2 separate regions of the Homo sapiens genome follow, and region 1 is linked to region 2. A link is a contact called in ENCODE Hi-C or POLR2A ChIA-PET data. All regions are on one chromosome and are shown on one strand. The core of a region is the stretch at or near the end of the contact, and the rest is flanking DNA. Distances in the headings are between cores, read along the strand shown.

The links. A loop is a pair of places that touch in the nucleus more often than their neighbours do. ChIA-PET counts read pairs that join two places held with the same protein, here RNA polymerase II (POLR2A).
Region 1: a map of aorta shows a loop between it and region 2 (2.2-fold over the local background). The contact joins two enhancer-like sites. A Hi-C loop is called at or near these places in 2 of 168 maps with a recorded cell type or tissue (aorta and ascending aorta). POLR2A ChIA-PET finds 5 or more read pairs at or near these places in 1 of 52 experiments (activated CD4-positive, alpha-beta T cell).

Annotation. Positions count from the first base shown.
Region 1 is chr12:47,507,523-47,513,255 of GRCh38, reverse strand. No RefSeq gene overlaps it. Among named protein-coding and RNA genes, the nearest start is that of LINC02156, 95 kb to the right of the region's middle. Within about 2 kb of position 3,620, at least 3 of the 41 ENCODE cell types and tissues checked have a DNase peak (open chromatin) inside an H3K27ac peak, as active enhancers do.
Region 2 is chr12:47,389,284-47,395,006 of GRCh38, reverse strand. No RefSeq gene overlaps it. Among named protein-coding and RNA genes, the nearest start is that of LINC02156, 23 kb to the left of the region's middle. Within about 2 kb of position 1,735, at least 14 of the 41 ENCODE cell types and tissues checked have a DNase peak (open chromatin) inside an H3K27ac peak, as active enhancers do.

The DNA of each region.
Region 1 (5,733 bases), core at 2,371-4,870, 120 kb before region 2:
CAAGGGCATATTTTATATTTATATTTTTATTTTTTTGTTTTTTTTTTATTTTTATTTTTTATTATTATACTTTAAGTTCTAGGGTACATGTGCACAACGTGCAGGTTTGTTACATGTGTATACATGTGCCATGTTGGTGTGCTGCACCCATTAACTCATCATTTACATTAGGTATATCTCCTAATGCTATCCCTCTCCCCTCCCCCTCCACAACAGGCCCTGGTGTGTGATGTTTCCAACCCTGTGTCCAAGTGTTCTCATTGTTCAATTCCCACCTATGAGTGAGAACATGCAGTGTTTGGTTTTCTGTCCTTGTGTTAGTTTGCTGAGAATGATGGTTTCCAGCTTCATCCATGTCCCTACAAAGAACATGAATTCATCCTTTTTTATGGCTGCATAATAGTATTCCATGGTATATATGTGCCACATTTTCTTAATCTAGTCTATCATTGATGGACATTTGGGTTGGTTCCAAGTCTTTGCTATTGTGAATAGTGCCGCAATAAACATACGTGTGCATGTGTCTTTATAGTAGAATGATTTATAATCTTTTGGGTATATGCCCAGTAATGGGATGGCTGGGTCAAATGGCATTTCTAGTTCTAGATCGTTGAGGAATTGCCACACTGTCGTCCACAATGGTTGAACTAGTTTACAGTCCCATGAACAGTATAAAAGTGTTCCTATTTCTCCACATCCTCTCCAGCACCTGTTGTTTCCTGACTTTTTAATGATCGCCATTCTAACTGGTGTGAGATGGTATCTCATTGTGGTTTTGATTTGCATTTCTCTGATGGCCAGTGATGATGAGCATTTTTTCATGTGTCTGTTGGCTGCATAAATGTCTTCTTTTAAGAAGTGCCTTTTCATATCCTTTGCACACTTTCTGATGGGGCTGTTTGACTTTTTCTTGTAAATTTGTTTACATTCTTTATAGATTCTGGATATTAGCCCTTTGTCAGATGGGTAGATTGTAAAAATCTTCTCCCATTCTGTAGGTTGCCTGTTCACTCTGATGGTAGTTTATTTTGCTGTTTCAGAAGCTCTTTAGTTTAATTAGATCCATTTGTCAGTTTTGGCTTTTGTTGCCACTGCTTTTGGTGTTTTAGTCATGAAGCCCTTGCCCATGCCTATGGCCTGAATGGTATTGCCTAGGTTTTCTTATAGAGTTTTTATAGTTTTAGGTCTAACATTTAAGTCTTTAATCCATCTTGAATTAATTTTTGTATAAGGTGTAAGGAAGGGATCCAGTTTCAGCTTTCTACAAATGGCTAGCCAGTTTTCCCAGCATCATTTATTAAATAGGAAATCCTTTCCCCATTGCTTGTTTTTGTCAGGTTTGTCAAAGATCGGATGGTTGTAGATGTGTGGTATTATTTCCAATGACTCTATTCTGTTCCATTGGTCTATACCTCTGTTTTGGTGCCAGTACCATGCTGTTTTGGTTACTGTAGCCTTGTAGTATAGTTTGAAGTCAGGTAGCATGATGCCTCCAACTTTGTTCTTTTTGCTTAGGATTGTCTTGGCAATGCAGGCTCTTTTTTGTTTCCATATGAGCTTTAAAGTTGTTTTTTTCCAATTCTGTGAAGAGAGTCATTGATAGCTTGGTGGGGATGGCATTGAATCTATAAATTACCTTGGGCAGTATGGCCATTTTCACAATATTGATTCTTTCTATCCATGAGCATGGAATGTTCTCCCATTTGTTTGTGTCCTCTTTTATTTCCTTGAACAGTGGTTTGTAGTTCTCCTTGATGAGGTCTTTCACATCCCTTGTAAGTTGGATTCCTAGGTATTTTATTCTCTTTGAATCAATTGTGAATGGGAGTTCACTCATGATTTGGCTCTCTGTTTGTCTGTTATTGGTGTATAAGAATGCTTGTGATTTTTGCACATTGATTTTGTATCCTGACACTTTGCTGAAGTTTCTTATCAGCTTAAGGAGATTTCGGGCTGTGATGATGGGGTTTTCTCAACATACAATCATGTCATCTGCAAACAGGGACAATTTGACTTCCTCTTTTCCTAATTGAATACCCTTTATTTCTTTCTCTTGCCTGATTGCCCTGGCCAGAATTTCCAATACTTTGTTGAATAGGAGTGGTGAGAGAGGGCATCCCTGTCTTGTGCCAGTTTTCAAAGGGAATGCTTCCAGTTTTTGCTGATTCAGTATGATATGGGCTGTGAGTTTGTCATAAATAGCTCTTATTATTTTAAGATATGTCCCGTCAATACCTCGTTTATTAAAAGATTCTATATATAAATAAAGCACAAGTCAAAGAAGTCTAAAAACTAGGATACTGTGTTAGCCTGGTTTGTTCAGAATGCACAACCCAGGTAACCTTGAATAAAGGGACGTATGTCTGGAAACATGACCCTGTGCTGGTCAGGAGCCTGCGCTTCGGCAGAAGGCAAATCCAGATCTCCAAGCAGGCTCATCCACTTACCAGTCATATGACCTTCTGAATGCCCATCTGCAAAACGAGGAAAGCAATACAAGTTTAGGTGAGACAACATAAGTAAAGCATTTAGTACAATGAATGATTCAATATTGGCAGTTACCCTCTATGATCATCAATCAAAAGTATTTGGCCTTTCCGGGGTCCCTGTTGTCAACTTTCTTGGTGACTTCTCCAGCATCTCAAATTCCTTGTCTTTTTATTGTAAACAACTTTTTTAAAAAATTAATTGTCTATATATAAAGTACCAGGTGTGATGCTAGCACTGGTCGTATGATATTTCTAGTGCTAACAGCAACCAACAAGGTGATTATTATTTCTATTTTTCAGACAAAGAAACCAAGGCTCAATACAATTAAACTACTTGACCTAAAGACACAAGTGCTTGTCTGACTTCACTGCCAATGCTCCTATCAATAGTCAGATCACAACTTTTTAAGGTTAAATGAAAACTCTAGTAACATGTGATCTAACTCACTTACTTAAAAAAATATAGAAAAGATTCTGTTCAATAAATTCAGTTCTTCCACTTTTAAGTTGTATACCGAATTACAGTCTTGATCTATCCCTGCACTCCTATTTGTTCTCTTTTCCTTCTCTTTTTCATCTTTCTTCCCAATTAGTGGAGTAAACTGTATAGGGTACATACCCTATACCAGGGCCGGAGGCCAGATAGAAACAGCAGAAGGAAGGACAAACAGATGTAGTGGTCTTTGTGGTCTATGCTACTTGTGATCAGTTGAATGTGAACATTTTGTCCTTCTTTGCAATACCTGGTTCAAGAATAGCCAATTGTGACCAAGAAACGTGGAAGGAAGTCTGCTGATGAATTTCCAAAAAAGGCTTTCTTTTTTCTAAGAGGATACGTAGGAAGAAGCGATGGCTCTTCTCTCTCTGGATTTTGTCCTGTCTGCATGTGTACTGGATCTTGCTACCAGCCTGACATTAAAACAAGTTAAAACAAGTTCTGAGCTTGGTATCCTCAAGGATATTCTTGAGTCACAAAATCAAACAACTCCAGAGTCCACATGACCTCAGATTTGCTGTGGGGAGATATGGTAAGTTTCCTGAGTTAGTTTACATCAGGGTTTCTGTTAAGTGCAGCCAAGAGCATTCCAATAGCAAGAAGTGGTTTTATGGATGGTGTTGATCAGGTTTGGAGGAAGGCAAAGGAAGCCTGAGGGCCTTTGGACATGCGGAAGAAGTTTCAGAGGGTTAGTGTAGAGGGAAATGAGTTAATGATGGAGATTTATTTTCTAGGCCTCTAAAAATAGAACAGATTCTCAGTCTTCTGGTATGTTTCAATTACTTCTGATGAAACACAGAGGGAAGAGCTAGAATAGTTGGCCTCTAAGAGGTCAAGTTTTGAGAGGTCAAAGTGCCTGCTTTAATAACACTCTGAAGCCTGAACTTTATCTTTTTGATTTTTCAGCAGTAGATTATCTTGAAATAGCTTTTTTTTAGGTGCAAAGACAGAAAAAAACAAGACAGGGTGACCATGTGCCTACTATTATGTAACCTAGTGCCAGGGAAATACTAAAGTATTTTCTATTTTCTTAAATGCCAGAATCTGACTTTATAGTGCTTTCCATGAATCTTCACAATAAATGATTTCAACTCCAAGCTAATGTAGTCTTTTTCCCTCCCCTCTCTCTATCTTATCCTAGAGGGATTATGACTGGGTTATATAAGGCACTGTCTTTAAAAATTATATTAATAAAAATGTAGAGTCTTGCCAGGTTAAATTTTCCTTCTGATTGTTTCAAGGCGCGATTTCTGTAGCTGGGAGAACTTTGACAAATACTGAATCAATTTAATTGAAGTAATATCGCTCTGGGCTTCCAATAAATGGGATGAGCAGGTTTTTTTCCTAATGTAAGGAGCTAGCTGCATGGCTCACAATTTTGAGCACCTGAAGGAAATGGTCAGAAATGGCCTCTGGTGAATCACAAAACAGAACAATGACCAGGGGCCCGTAATCTGGCACTATTTGGGCACTACATTCATCCCAAACGTGCAGGTAAGAGCCAGGTTAGTTAGCACTGTTTTTTGTTTTTTGTTTTTTTTATACTTTAAGTTTTAGGGTACATGTGCACAACGTTCAGGTTTGTTACAATGTATACATGTGCCATGTTGGTATGCTACACCCATTAACTCGTCATTTAGCATTAGGTATATCTCCTAATGCTATCCCTCCCCCCTCCCCCCAACCCACAACAGTCCCCGGTTTGTGAAGTTCCCCTTCCTGTGTCCATGTGTTCTCATTGTTCAATTCCCACCTATGAGTGAGAACATGCAGTGTTTGGTTTTTTGTCCTTGCAATAGTTTGCTGAGAATGATGGTTTCCAGCTTCATCCATGTCCCTACAAAGGACATGAACTCATCATTTTTTATGGCTGCATAGTATTCCATGGTGTATATGTGCCACATTTTCTTAATTTTCTTAATCCATTCTATCATTGTTGGACATTTGGGTTGGTTCCAAGTCTTTGCTATTGTGAATAGTGCCACAATAAACATACATGTGCATGTGTCTTTATAGCAGCATGATTTATAATCCTTTGGGTATATACCCAGTAATGGTATGGCTGGGTCAAATGGTCCCGTACTTGCCATAAACACCTCAATTATAGCACTCTCCATGTGTATTGCAACTGCTTTTTATAATATGATTAAACCATAAGTTCCTTACGAGTGGGGCCCATGGATTTTCTTTTTAATGCTCCCAGTGCCATGTACAGCATTTGGTTCCTGTGAGAAGCCCATACGTATACATTGAAAGAACAAGACCTCAAAGATTTTATAAAAGTTCTAATGTCTATATGACTATACTTCCACGAAAATGTTCTCTCTCTCGGGGGATTAGCGACTCATTAAAAACCAGTGCTCAAGAAATACCATTTGAGCATGGACAGTGCTATAATTGAGGTGTTTATGGCAAGTTATGGGATAGTAGAATGGACAATGTCTAATATGTTTAGGGGAGATCAGGGGAAACTTTTACAGAGAAAATAACTCTAGAACTGAGAACTATATACTGAGACGTGTCAGAAGGACTAGAGTGGGGAAAAGTATTTCAGCCAGATGGAACAGTACCAGCCAAGAGGAACTCCATGGAGGTTAAAGAAAAAAAGCATGGCACATTAGATGTGGTGAATTGGGGTATAGCACAGGATGTGTGGGAGACGATAATGCTGGATCTGTTGGGGAGGGAGTTAAGCTCCAGGTGATAGCCTCATAGGAAATATTAATAAGTTAGGATTCTATTTTATGG
Region 2 (5,723 bases), core at 486-2,985:
GCCTACCAGATTTGGACTTTACTAAGTTCCACACTTTGATACTCCTGATATAGAATTCCCACCCCCACTCCCCGGGGTCATTTCGACTGTATTTGGAGGTACACTGACAGCACTCACTGAAGGAGTTATTACAAGTGTAGAGAGAAAAATCAAGGATGACTCTTCAGGTCTTTGTGTTTTTTTTTGAGACAGAGTCTCACTCTGTAGCCCAGACTGGAGTGCAGTGGCTTGATCTCGGCTCACTACAAGCTCCGCCTCCCGGGTTCACGCCATTCTCCTGCCTCAGCTTCCTGAGTAGCTGGGACTACAGGCGCCCACCACCACCCCTAGCTATTTTTTTGTAGTTTTAGTAGAGACGGGGTTTCACCGTGTTAGTCAGGATGGTCTCGATTTCCTGACCTTGTGATCCACCCGCCTCGGCCTCCCAAGGTGCTGGGATTACAGGCGTGAGCCACTGCGCCCTGCCGAGAAACACGTTTTTAAGGGGTGCTAAACAAATGCTTTGTTTTGGACAAGGTAAATTTGAGATGTTTCTTAAACAAAGTCCAAGTGGATCTGGAGCTCTGGAGTATAGTCAAAGCCTGAGTTAAAAATGCTAGGAATTCCTAGCATGAGGTTGGCTTTTAACTCTATGGAGGGGCACGGTGAGACTACAGGGTGAAATGAACATCATGTGGCATCTCAGAGGAAAATCCCCTCTTTTTCCCCATCTCTTCCTCTACAACCTACACTCACCTCGGGATGTGATTCACTCAGACTCTAGGCCCACGTCCTCCCCTTGGTCCCCTGCCTCTTCAGTCTTTCTCCTCCCCTCACCCTTCCCCTCAGTTGGTGTTACAAAAGTTCAAGTAACCGGGGAAGAGAGAATTTTCCTGAGAAAGGAAAAAGGTGGCAAAGGTAGGTAGGGAGGTGGTGGGGCTGGTTCTTGGAAAATTCTCTTTGACTGTAAAAGGGGAAACAAAAGCAGCACACAATCCAGTTAGTACCAGTGCACATACTAATACTTTTTGACCTGTCACACTTTTATTGTGGTTGTTTCTGATGAGCTGCCCCTGGAATTTTCTTGAAAGCAAGAAAAATTCCTATGTTCCTAGGGAATTCCACCATTACGTTAAACCAGAGAGAGCTTAACAAAATATATTTGTTGGATAAATTGCCTTTTCATCAAAAGTACTAAATTACCTGTGTATTTATTCAATATTTAATAATTCAACAGCAGTGGAGTAAATGTTTACTGAGCCAGTACAGTATATTTGTGGATGTGTGCACATGCGTGTGTGTGTGCGTGACTTGAACACTCATAAGTAGACTCCTACATTGTGGAAGCAATGATATTTGGGAGTAGAAGAAGAATCCTGTCTGATTAAACCATCTCTTCATTGTTTAAGTGTTGGCACCCTTTACTGGTAAGTACTTGTTTTTCAATAACAAGGATGGGATGTTGGAATGAAGCTCTGGCAATCCCTGGTAATGAAACTGAAGAGCAAACGTGGCTTCCCCCTCAGATATTTTTGGCAATTAATTCACTTATATCCAACCTCTAACAGATGTAGCACTTGGGGGGAAAGAATAACTTCCTTCGTGCCTAGATTCCTTATCTTCTCATAATTAAATCATAAACAAAATAAAAGATGAAATGAAATATACATCATTGCCTTAAGAAGAAATAGAAATGCAAATGAAACGGCACAATCTGTGGATTGACAGACTCACCAGGAGTTCGCATCTGGGACTTGGCTGGCTTCCAGAGTATTTGCTTGTTCATTTCCTTACCCTCTCCTCCCTCCTCTTTCAGTCTCATTGCTTTGCCCTGACTTGAGTCCCTCTGCTCTTTCTTATCTTGCCCTGGATGGCTATTTCTCTTTCTTTTGTACGATGAGTATTTTCACATTTCCTTAGGACAGTACTGCAAAATAAGGTCAGGTTATAAAAAGAAATTATATATTCTGCTGGCAAAATAACAAATTGACAAGTCAACGAGGGCCTAGGCAAATTGATTTTTGAAAAAAACGATATGGACAATGTAGTACCTTTCTTTTAGGAAACACTACACTGCATGTTCTTCACTTTGGGGACTATTTAGAGACCCAAAGACATATGATAGTTTGAAATAGGATAGGTTTTACTCACAGCTGGGGACCAAGTGCCACAGGCTCTAAAATAAGTTTTCTACTTCCTCTACCTCAGTGACTAAAATTTCTACTTGAGGACAATATTAGTAATGCTGTATACTTCATTGGTGTTGCTGATTCTATTATTATAAATATAGTTTTAAACTACACATTTGTATGTCTTTGTTCGGCTCACTACTGCTCTTTTTTTTTGAGATGGGGTCTTGCTCTGTTGCCCAGGCTGGAGTGCAGTGGTGTGATCTTGGCTCACTGCAACCTCCGCCTCCTGGTTCAAGCAATTCTCCTGTCTCAGCCTCCCGAGTAACTGGGATTACAGGCACGTGCCACCACACTTGATACATTTTTGTATTTTTAGTAGAGATGGGGTTTTGCCATATTGGCCGGTCTGGTTTCGAACTCCTGACCTCAGGTGATCCGACCACCTCTTCCTCCCAAAGTGCTGGGATTACAGGCTTGAGCCACCGCACCCAGCCTCCACTACTGCTTTGAAGTGCCCTCCTTTTGTGCCACACACTGAACTAAAGCACGATGACACTATCTTTCCTGGTTCTCATAAAACCCTGGGAGGAAGGCATTGCTATGCCTGTTTAACAGATGAGGCGTCTGAGTATTGGAGAAAACTCATCTAACTCTTCTTATGTGTAGCAGAGCTAGGAGTTCTGATTGGACCCTCCTGGCATTCTAGCCCAGTTGAGGTCTGACTATTTTAGTGATTTGTTGGGGGATCCTCCTAAGCATAGGTGTATGCTTGCCAAAATAGCCCTCTGTGAGCCTTGGCTTATTCATCCGACTAGCTTTATTAGAGAACCGGATCTCAAGGAGGTGGGTGGGAGGTAGGTGAGAACTCTGGGAGATGGAAAGGGAGAAGGAACAGAAGCAGGCTCTGCAGGGAGGGCCAAATCCGTGCCCTGGCTGGTCACAATGCACCCAGCCCCTCCTAGCATGTAGATGGGAGTGGAAGGAGAGGAAACTGATCCAGCTTCGCTGGACACTGGCCTGGGATGAACAATTAGCCTTCTTCCAAACACGGTGACAGAGACAGACACTGCCAGGGTTCCTCGCCAGACCTCAGAAAACCCACATCCCTTGAACGTCACTGGCTTCAGCCCTCGAGTCTAGTTAGAACAAGGCGATGTTGTCATGGCTGACTTCTGGGCCCCCTGTGCTTTTGCTGGGAAGCACCCACTGCCAGTGTGTGGGTATGTGAGGTGGGGAGTGGCGGCCACAGGGGCAACACATTGGCAAGGCTCACAGCAGGGAGTTGGTTATTGGCTCAGTGCTGGCCTGGTCTGCAGTTGCCTCTCTTTCAGAGACCCCTAAATGTGAGAGGGGATGACCCAGCATCCCTGCTTCTCATCCTTCTTCCTCCTGCAACGCTCCCATGCCCATGAATTCTGATGTTTTTCCTTGTCAGAATTTGCTTGTGGGATCTTCGGACTAAAAAAAACCTTTGAGCTTTATTTTACCCAAAGGTTTTCTCTCCATCCCTTCCTTCTTTCTTTCCTTCCCCACTTCCTTCCTTCCTTCTTTCCTTCCTTCCTATTCTTTCCTTCTTGCTCTCTCTTTCCCATGTTAAATAAATTAACTGGGAGGCCATTAGTCTGAGATAGCCTCAGTACCTCAGGTTCTTACTTAAGAAAACCTTAGCCCAAACTTAATGTAAAACTAAAAGGAAACTTAAGCTTAACGAATCAGAAAATCCACCAACTAACCTCTAACTAGGACTTTCCACTACACCTCATAAAAGTTTCCCCTCTTGCCCCCTAGGTGAAATGTCAAACTGCTTCCTGTCTGGTGCTGACTGAATTACGAATCACTGAATGCTCAAATAAACTCATTAAAGTTTTATTGTACCTAAGTGTGTCTTTTAACATCTGCATATTTTATTATAAGATCTGTCTCCTGGCTGTGTGGTGGCTCACGCCTGTAATCCCAGCACTTTGGGACACCAAGGCAGGAGGATCACTTGAGCTCAGGAGTTTGAGACCAGCCTGGCCAACATGGTGAAACCCTGTTCTACAAAAAAAAAAGTTAGCCGGGCAAGGTGGCTTACGCCTGTAGTCCTAGCTACTTGGGAGGCTGAGGCAGGAGGATTGCTTCAGCCCAGGAGGAGGAAGCTGCAGTGAGCAGAGATCACACCACTGCACTCCAACCTGGGTGACAGAGTCAGACCCTGTCTCAAAAAATAAAAAATCTATATCTATATCTATCTATCTATCTATCTATCTATCTATCTATCTATCTATCTATCTGTCATCTATCATCTGTCTATCTCCCGTGTAAGCCATATGCAAGTATCCTTAAAAAGAAATTTTCTCACAATGACCGTCACCTTAATATAATCTGATATGTAGTAAAATTTGAACTCCCAAAAAAAGGATTTCCCACAATGACTGTATTTCTAGAGGTTTGATTTTGTGGTGTCTGCTACAATATATAGTAATGCATAATTTTATGTCCCAGAGCACATGTGGATTTGCCTGTGACCTATCTAAGGTTGGTAGGACTGCACCCTCTTTACAAGAATAAGCTCTCTCCACCATCAAGTTCCTCATGTTAAATAAGGTGTGACTCGTAGTTAACTGTTTTTCCCATTCACATATTTATATGGTTTCTCCGTGGTAAGAATTCTCTAATGTTCAATAAGGTCAGGGTTCTGCCCAAAGGGTTTTCCATAGTGATTACATTTAAATGGTCACCCCCAGTTTATATTTTTTAAAGGTGAGAACTGAGCTCTTATAAAAGCTTTCCCACCCTGGTCGGGCACAGTGTAATCCCAGCATTTGGAGAGGCTGAGGCGGGCAGATCACTTGAGGTCAAAAGTTCAAGACCAGCCTGGCCAACGTGGCGAAACTCTGTCACTACTAAAAATATAAAAATTAGTTGGGCATGGTGGCACATGCCTGTAGTCCTAGCTGCTTGAGGAGGCTGAGGCACGAGAATCGCTTGAACCCAGGAAGCGGAGGTTGCAGTGAGCAGAGATGGTGCCACTGTGCTCCAGACTGGGCAACAGAGTGAGACTCCATCCCCCTCTCCAAAAAATAAATAAATAAATAAAGCTTTCCCACCCTCATAACTCAAGTAGGTATGTATTTTCATATGCATTTTATGGTGTGTTTTTTTTTTTTTCTGGAATGACTTTCCACACTCATTACACACATACGATTTATTCACCTTCCCAAATTTTGATGCTTTTAGTTGAGGATCTACATTTAAAATTCTTATAGAGTGCTCCTTTCAGAATGCTGAGATTTTTCTCCAACTTTTTGTTTTATATACTCTCCCTCTGGTGAGGATTTTCCTTGCCTGATTTCTACTCAGGTGGAAGCAATGCCCAAGGAAGGGGTCTTTCCTTCTCTTCCCCTTCTGCTGTCTTTCCAAGTACCCTCTATCCTCAAGGGACTCTCTGAAGGTCTTACACCCTTCTGCTGCTGCATAGGCTCACATTCTGAAGCCAATGGCTCCTTGCTGGTCTTGGTGTAGTTATCTGACACAGTGGGTAGAAAATGCTAATAACATCACAGCTTGGTTGGGTCAGTATGAGAAACTCTTCCTAGGTCTTCAGGAAAGCAAGACCCAGAGTTCTCGCAA